Regions from separate parts of the Homo sapiens genome. Here regions 1 and 3 are each linked to region 2. The links are chromatin contacts, found by Hi-C or POLR2A ChIA-PET in ENCODE. All regions are on one chromosome and are shown on one strand. The core of a region is the stretch at or near the end of the contact, and the rest is flanking DNA. Distances in the headings are between cores, read along the strand shown.

What was found. Hi-C counts contacts between places; a loop is a spot of excess contacts on that map. ChIA-PET counts read pairs that join two places held with the same protein, here RNA polymerase II (POLR2A). Pooled maps may share reads with other maps.
Region 1: a loop to region 2 is called in a map of Caco-2, with 1.8 times the contacts of the local background. The contact joins two enhancer-like sites. A Hi-C loop is called at or near these places in 2 of 168 maps with a recorded cell type or tissue (Caco-2 and endothelial cell of hepatic sinusoid). POLR2A ChIA-PET finds 5 or more read pairs at or near these places in 2 of 52 experiments (AG04450 and common myeloid progenitor, CD34-positive).
Region 3: a loop to region 2 is called in a pooled map, with 1.9 times the contacts of the local background. The contact joins two enhancer-like sites. A Hi-C loop is called at or near these places in 2 of 50 pooled maps. POLR2A ChIA-PET finds 5 or more read pairs at or near these places in 2 of 52 experiments (AG04450 and GM12878).

Annotation. Positions count from the first base shown.
Region 1 is chr1:99,564,661-99,567,360 of GRCh38, reverse strand. No RefSeq gene overlaps it. Among named protein-coding and RNA genes, the nearest start is that of LINC01708, 78 kb to the right of the region's middle. Within about 2 kb of position 1,285, at least 2 of the 41 ENCODE cell types and tissues checked have a DNase peak (open chromatin) inside an H3K27ac peak, as active enhancers do.
Region 2 is chr1:99,684,405-99,687,104 of GRCh38, reverse strand. PALMD (palmdelphin) reads right to left here. Exons shown (of 8, transcript NM_017734.5): 4 at 315-429; 5 at 142-175; 6 at 1-29. Among named protein-coding and RNA genes, the nearest start is that of PALMD, 40 kb to the right of the region's middle. Within about 2 kb of position 1,369, at least 14 of the 41 ENCODE cell types and tissues checked have a DNase peak (open chromatin) inside an H3K27ac peak, as active enhancers do.
Region 3 is chr1:99,620,340-99,623,039 of GRCh38, reverse strand. No RefSeq gene overlaps it. Among named protein-coding and RNA genes, the nearest start is that of PALMD, 24 kb to the left of the region's middle. Within about 2 kb of position 1,324, at least 2 of the 41 ENCODE cell types and tissues checked have a DNase peak (open chromatin) inside an H3K27ac peak, as active enhancers do.

The DNA.
Region 1 (2,700 bases), core at 36-2,535, 120 kb after region 2:
ATTATTTTATTGAATACTTTTTAAACCCTGTTTTGTTTCTCTCTCTTTTTTTTTTTCCAGAACACCGGTGATGTGTTAGACCTGTTATAATCCAATTGGTCTCTTTATTTTTTCATCCTATTTTCTGTCTTCAGGTAGAATAATTTCGAGTATTCTACCTTTCAGTTCACTGATTCTTACTCCCTCCCCTCCATTCTACTGTTTAATCCATAGGTTGACATATTTATTTGGATCCTATGTTTATTTTATTTGCTCATCCTATGTTTTGATCTTTGAAAATCTATTCAGATCAAATGAGTTTGTCAACTAAGAAGGCTTTGCATTAAAGGGAAGATTTGGCTACACCTAAAATCACTGAACTTACATTGAAAACGTTGTCCTGCCAGTGTGTAAGTGCCAGATAAAGCCCCTTGATTGGTGAGAGCAGAGTGATATTGACCCACATCGGCATCATACAAAGTCCAAAGCTATTGGTCAGTTCTCCTTTCATACATGAGATAGATTGCCCAATATCCTTGTTCATCTAATAGTTTCATGCTTATCTGTGGAATGACTCTGGACTGGGCTGCTTATCTTTCTTAGTCTGACTTTTGTTCTGACTGGTGAACCCTGTTTTGGATTCTAGTTTTAGTGTTGTTGACCTCTTTTCTGCTAGTACTCACACATGAACTATGCTCTGTATGCTCTGTAGGTTTGATATTTGCTTTTTCTCTGCTCAGAGTTCTATTTCCTTTTCTCTTTGATTTCAATGAGGCTTTCAAAAAATATTTCAATTTCCTAAAGAGAATAATTTTCTAAATCACTGCTATTATGGAGTTGCCTCTATAATTATTTCAGCATTAAATTTTATTTTCTGTACAACGACAGCATTACCACATGATCTAAAAGGACCCCCTTCTTGAAATGATCTTCAAGTCAATCCTGTAGGGATGTGGAATCCAGTGGCCTTTACAAGGTGTTGGAATTGTGAAGAAATTTCATATGTATATTGTTTTTTGAGCCAACTCATCAAGCTTGATATAATAGAGCACAATTATCCAGAAGCTGTGTGTACCGAGTACATTTTCCCTCCTATGAGTCTGGGAAATGAATATTATTAAGACAATATTGGAAAAGTTTTACCAATACTGACCTCACCCAACTAGAGAGTGAGTAGTAAATGATTCACCTTTAGAAGTAAATGAATCTTTTCAGATAACTTTGGTACCTGGTAGTATGCCAGAGATATTCATTGCTAAATGAGTTAAGCAATTTATAAACAAATTTCCCTCAACTTCAAAAGCACACACTGCTAAATACTAGTCTGATCAAGCTCATCTCATGCTATATCAAACAGAATCCAAATACACCTTACGTTAATTGGCTCTCACATGAGACATCTTTCTGTAGTGCCCAGGGATTGCAAAATTTTTGTCAGCAGCTTTTGGGAGAGAAACTTTATGAAATTTGAACATATTTTATTATTAAAAATTAGCTTTTACAACTAAAAATTTCCCTGGGCATTGATTTTATCTTCAGTTGATTACTCAGTGTCACATCACTAGGCAAAAATTCCCTGGAGTTCAGCTACCTCTTGGTCACATTTATTTTGTTAAGAATATTTAACTGAGGACTATGTCAAATATTTGCTGTCTTGTTCTTTGAAACTTAAGGTATATTTTAAACCTTACCTAAAGCAATTGTAGGATACTTTTTGCTTTGGATTTTTATAGGCTAATAAACTTCATATTCACAAGTACTAAAGTAAAATATATATATATATATAATATGTGAAAAGTTATTTAAAGTCCAGAAGAGCATAATAACATATTAAAACCATTTTATCACTAAAATGTAAAACATATTAATATAATTATCATGCACTTCAATGCTCATTTCTTTTAGTTAAAAGAGAATAACTTTCACAGTTTGCTTCTGAATTTAGGAAAATGGCAGTTAAGTTGCTTATACAATTCTTGGGCCATGACTGAGAATTCTGTCATTTTATTTTCTTCTGACATGGATTGTTGCAGAAAGTATTGCTAAAGCCAGCTGATTTTAATTCCTTTGAAAGAGGCTTTCTCTATAACTTTAAAATTCCTTCTTTCTGCCTCATTCACTTTTTGCTTTTCTTCTGGGATTTCAAAGTTAGACTTCATGGTATCTCCTGTATCTCTTACTTTCTATTCTGTATTTTGCATACTTTAATCTCTTCATGCTTCATTTTGATTATTTATTCCAATTTTGCTTCCAGTTCACTAATTTTCTCCTTAGCTATGTATGATCTAATTTTAGACTCATTCATTGAATTTTTAGTATCAATTATTATACTGTTCATGTCCAGAAAATCTGTTTGGTTTTATTTTATAGTTTCTTTTTTCTTAGTTAAAGTTCTTAGTGTATGTTTTTCTTGTATCTTTGGACATATTATTAAATGCTTAAAGTCTGTGTATAAAAATTTCATAACCTAGGTGCCCTGTAGCTCTAGAACTGTTGTCTCTTATTTTTCTTGGTTTTAAAATACATTGTTGGGTTATTCTTGATTGTGCTAAACAATGTATATGAAAAACTATAAAATTAATTTGAAGCACCAGATAGTGTCATCCTAGACCTTATTAATTGTATGTTTTCTTTTGGCTAGGGATACCAGTAATCCCAGATTATCTCATTCTAATTATAGAAATTGATACAATATGAAGCCATACTTTAGCCTCTGCAAAG
Region 2 (2,700 bases), core at 120-2,619:
GATATTAGCATAGATGTCCTCAATTGACTCTGTAAAATTAATATGAATTCAAAATACATTTAGAATATATTTACAATGGGAACAATTTCAAATTACCAAAAAAACTTAGTTTAACATAAAATAAGTTATTCAAAAACATACCTTCTGCTCTTTCTTCTCTTTCCACTTTCACAGACTGTAAGAAAAAAGAATTCTCCATGATTAATACAGTTTAAAAAATAGAATCTAAATGTGGATATGCTTTGAAAAATTATATAGTATTTGTGGATTCATTTTGAGAGAGAATTACAGTTTTAAAATTGGTTAATGCTCACTCTTATAATGTCTTCTGTTGTCCGCTCAATTGACTTTAGTTTCTTTAAAATGGCCTCTTCCTTCGTTGAGATTTGCAGTTCAGCTTTTTCAAGATCTTGGATCTCTTTCTCAAGCCTGACAACAAAAAGGTATACTTTTTATTGCTTAACACAGTACAAATGCGGAGTTCTCAAATATGTCTTCCCCATATATAAAGTTTCCTTGGAATATGCATGTAAGTAGCCAGACACTTTCTAAGAATATAATGTCACACTTAGCATCACACTAAGCATGATACTTAATATATGGAAGATACCTAATGCCCGACTTTGAACGATTTTCAAGTTTTCTTTTTTTGACAAAGGAATATATTAGGTAAAGCATTTGACCTTTGCTCCATGTTCTTCATTGCAATTACTAATGTTATTTCCAAATAAAAGAGATTTTTAAAATACAGAGACATAAGTTTAAAGTTGTACCGAAAGGAATGGTACATTTGTAGTTATTATGTAGTTCATCAGGTTTTCATATCCAAGTCATCATATAAATTATTTGAAGAAAACATTATAATTATTAAACTGATTTAATAATCATAGTCATTTAGTACTTAAAATTCTTGCATATTCTACCATTGAAAATGACACTTTGATTTAATTTCAGTTTCCTAAGAGTTGGGCCATATTATAGTGAGGAGGGTGAAGAGATGCAGAAATGGACCAAATATAGTACAGTAGCTTCAACTGCTGCTGTTTATAGAGGCTACATTTTCTGGGCGGGGGGTAGGGCACACATGGCCTGACACAGCATAAGGAACTTACAGCAACAAAGAGACAGACATTTGAAACTAGACTGTTGCAAGCATTCTGAGCTGGTATCTTGGCCAGTGTACAGCTGCGTGTCAGATTCAAATGAACTCCAGGGGGCAGCATCGTGACCTCTCCTCTATAAAAACATAGAGACACTGGCAATCACGCAGAAGGCTGGCCCTTGGCAGCCACGTAACACACATGGTTTCTCAGCCAAATACACTAAGGCTCTAAAGTCAGCTGCCTCAGAGGATGGCTGATTAGATTCAGCAGCTGGTCCAGGAGGTGACAGCTGTGGATATTCGTGTCAGCTAAGAGAACTGTCAGTTTTCTTGGCTTCCTTCTTGAAGATGGTCATGGGCCTGGCAGCTCAAAAATGCTGCACTATTGTCACACCAGTAAAAGCCCAAGATGTGGTCAGCTTGACAGCTCTCTTGCTCATTGCTTCAGTTTCAAAGTTCTTACTTTGCTGCTGCCTCTGGCCATTGGTAGATTGCCGTTTATAACTGAGGAGGTTTTCTTGTATGCCACAGACCTCTAAGTGAAATGGAGTAGCCCCTGGTTTCTTAGAAGTGACTGAACTGTGACTGCCATTTTATTAAAATTCCTCCACATCCATGGCAGCACTTTTACCCTTCAGCAGAGCTGTGGGGATATATGTTGGTCCAATTTGGTAAAGGGGAAAGCTCTGCACTAAAAGTGATAAATCTGGATTCAATTCTGTCTCTGCTACTCATTTCTTGTGAAAGCCAGTTCCCCTAACCTCTCTGAAACTCTGTTTTGTAATGTGTGTAATGAGCATAATTACAGATTACGCTCATTACCATATACAGACAGATATGTGGTGACACTAAGAGATGATGTATATGAAAGTACATTGAATATGGTTGATATCAGATGTAAATATGTTATGATATAATTTTTAAAAGTTTTCTGCAACATACTGTATGTCTTTCTTTTTTCATCCCCTGTCCCACAGGGTGCTTACCTAATTTGCCTGTTAGAGACAGTCTACAAAGGAAAGCCTTTTGGTAGAAAACAAGAAGGTTCAAATCATTGCTTCAAGCAGCTCTTGCACATCAGGGCCTAGCTGTGGAATCAGGTGGACCTGGGTTTGAAACCTGGTTCATCTGCCAGCTTCCTGTGTGACCTTAGACAAGTCACCTGACCTCACTAAGACTCAGTGTTGGGCTGAGAGAAGTGGCTCATGCCTATAATCCAGCACTTTGGGAAGCTGAGGCAGGAAGATTGCTTGAGCCTAGGAGTTAGAGATGAGCCTGGACAACATAGTGAGACCTCAGTCTCTACAAATATTAAAAAAAATTAGCTGAGCATACACCTGTGGTCTCAGCTACATGGGAGGCTGAGGTGGGAGGATTGTTTGAGCCCGAGTGGTCGAGCTTGCAGTGAGCCATGATCATACCATTGCACTCCAGCCTGGGCAACAGAGTGAGATCTGGGCTAACAAACAAACAAACAAACAATAAAACTCATTGTCTTTATTCATTCATTCTTTTAAAAATATTTACTTAGCATCTACTTTGAACCAGGCACTCTTCTATGTGCTGGGGATCTTACAGTGACCAAAACAAAGTCCCTG
Region 3 (2,700 bases), core at 75-2,574, 64 kb after region 2:
TGTGTTGGCCAGGCTGGTCTCCAAATCCTGGCCTCAAGTGATCCACTCACCTCACCCTCTGAAACTGCTGGGATTACAGGCGTGAGCCACTGCACCCAGCCGGAATTTAAAGTCTAGTAGAACTTGGGAAGTGAAGCAATGTCATATTTGCTTTGCTTCTATTTGCCCTTCCAGTACTCTCATTTCTCTTTTCAGCATCTTGATCCTAGCATTGGGTTTGCTCATGGGGAATCCCACAGAGGTCTGCCCTCCTCAAGAAGTGCCTTATGCACCCCTCGGATCTGCCTGGCTCCCTCCCCTTCAATGGAAGCCTGCTTTTTTTTTTTTTTTTTTTTTTTTTTTTGAGACAGAGTCTCGCTCTGTTGCCAGGCTGGAGTGCAGTGACGCAATCACAGCTCACCGCAACCTCCGCCTCCTGGGTTCAAGCAATTCTCTTGCCTTAGCCTCCCAAGTAGCTGGGATTACAGGCACGCACCACCACACCCAGCTAATTTTTGTATTTTTAGTAGAGACAGGGTTTCAACATGTTGGCCAGGATGGTCTTGATCTCCTGACCTTGTGATCTGCCCGCCTCGGCCTCCCAAAGTGCTGGGATTATAGGCGTGAGCCACCGTGCCTGGCTGCCTGTTCTAACTGGTGGGTTGTTGAGGAAAATATATTAGACTACATTTTTATTTCGGTAGAATAAAAAAATTGATCTAGATAATATCCAAGACCGCTCCCTGCTCTAAAATCTTGTGATTCTGTGAGTCTCCTTTCAGGCAATTAAAAACTACTGATAATTTTCCTGATAAAATTGTGCCATTTTCACCATGATTGTGGAATTATCCCTTTTGTTTGGTTAATCTCTCTCTCTCCCTTTTTGTAGTCACAGGACTATGATTTGAACCTAAAATAGTATTCTGCTTATAGCACATTTCACAGAAGGCAGTTCTGTCTCAGACCCGCTTTCTGGGTGTGTGGATTTCAAGCCCCTAACTGGGGCTGGTGGGCAGTTTGGTGGCAAGATGTTGGTGCATTTCCCACTCTTGGTCAAGGCATTGCTTCACGGCCAGCTCTGCTATGTGCTTTTCCACTTTCGGACTCAGCACGGACCACTGAATCCTCAATAGGATCACTTGTTAAAAGGTGTAATATTACTACATATGTTTTGATAGACTCAGTCCCTGCAAGCAGCAACATGTGAGAGTATGCTATGGATGAGAAAGAGGTAAATGAGTAATATGATTTGTCCTGAAACCCACAGGCCTCTACTGAGATTAATTGTTGGCAAACTCTCCCCAAGATCCTTGACCATAAAGTACTCCGGGGAGCGCAAAGGATTACAGTCATACCCATATAGCAAGCTAAGCTAATTTTGCCTGAGTCTGACCTTTTGGTTCCAGAGAGTCTAGCTATTTCAATTCCGTCTCTTAGATGACACACCATAATGATGACATTGAGAGCGTGATCAGCTGCTCATCAGGTGCAGGACCCCAGCATTTCCTTTCCAGCTCACAGATATTTCCCTGAAATTTAAAACGCCTGCCGAAACATGGGGCCTTCCATTCTTTGTTAGTCATCCCTGTTTCATAGCTGGTCAGTCACCATAGCCAGAGTGTGGGAGAACAGATGCCCTCAGTCACATGCATCTTTCAGTGAGTCCTGTGGAGCCGTAGAGCGACAGGTGCTAGACCCAGTGCCCAGGCAAGGCAATGCTCTCTCGGAGGGGGATTAGGGGCCTGGAGGCAAATTACCTGCACAGGGAACTCACTACCTTTTGTATTATTTTCCAGAAGGTTCCTCTTTGTTTCCATATGACTGACAGACACCCACGGTCACATTTGATTATAGTATTGCTTTCTTCATTACCAAGGCAGCTTTACTGAAACCTGGTGAAACAACTACAGAAAAGAGTCATGATGTGTTACTAAAAAGCTCCAATGAAGGAAAATAAATTCTTCATAAAAGAGAAATGATAATTTTCTTCAAGTTTTCTCAGCACTATATATCACTGTCTTGGTGATGCAGAACAGACTTGGGAAACAGAGGGGGAAGAATTGGGAATACTGTTTTTTAGTTAAACTATGGTTTCAGTGCACAGGTAAAAGTGGGGAGTTGAGGCTAATTAGAAACGAAATTACTTTGGCAGTTCTGCATAAGTAAAGGCCTGGCATTTCCTGAAGAGGAGGAGGAAGTGCTGATATCGCCTAAAATCCTCCCCGCTTCCAAGTGGTTAATCCTCAGGAACTATCCTTTGCGGAGGTCATTACTGTTACTGTGAGATGATAATTGAAAAAAAAAAAAAAAAAAAAAGCAGGCCCATTTCAAAGACCGTGTGAGCAGTATAGAAGACTGTGGCCTGAGTGCTCACCCATCCAGATTATTCTGAGGAAACTTGTCCCATCCTAGTACCTTTTGTGGTTCTTAATGGCAGAGAAACTGGGCATAAAGTAATACTCTTTTTTAGTTTCATTGATATATACTTAATGTGCAGAATTTGGGTGAAGTTTGGAATACAGGATAAGAAAAGGGCGTTGTATGCAAAGTTTTAAGTCCTATAAACACTTTTAGTGTCTTAATTGTACCTATATTTTATACATATAAATCTGGATGGGTGATCACTCAGGCCACAGTGTTCTATACTGTACATGCTGACTTTGAAATGGACCTACTTTTTTTTTTTTAATTACCGTCCCACTGTAGCAGTAATGACCTCCG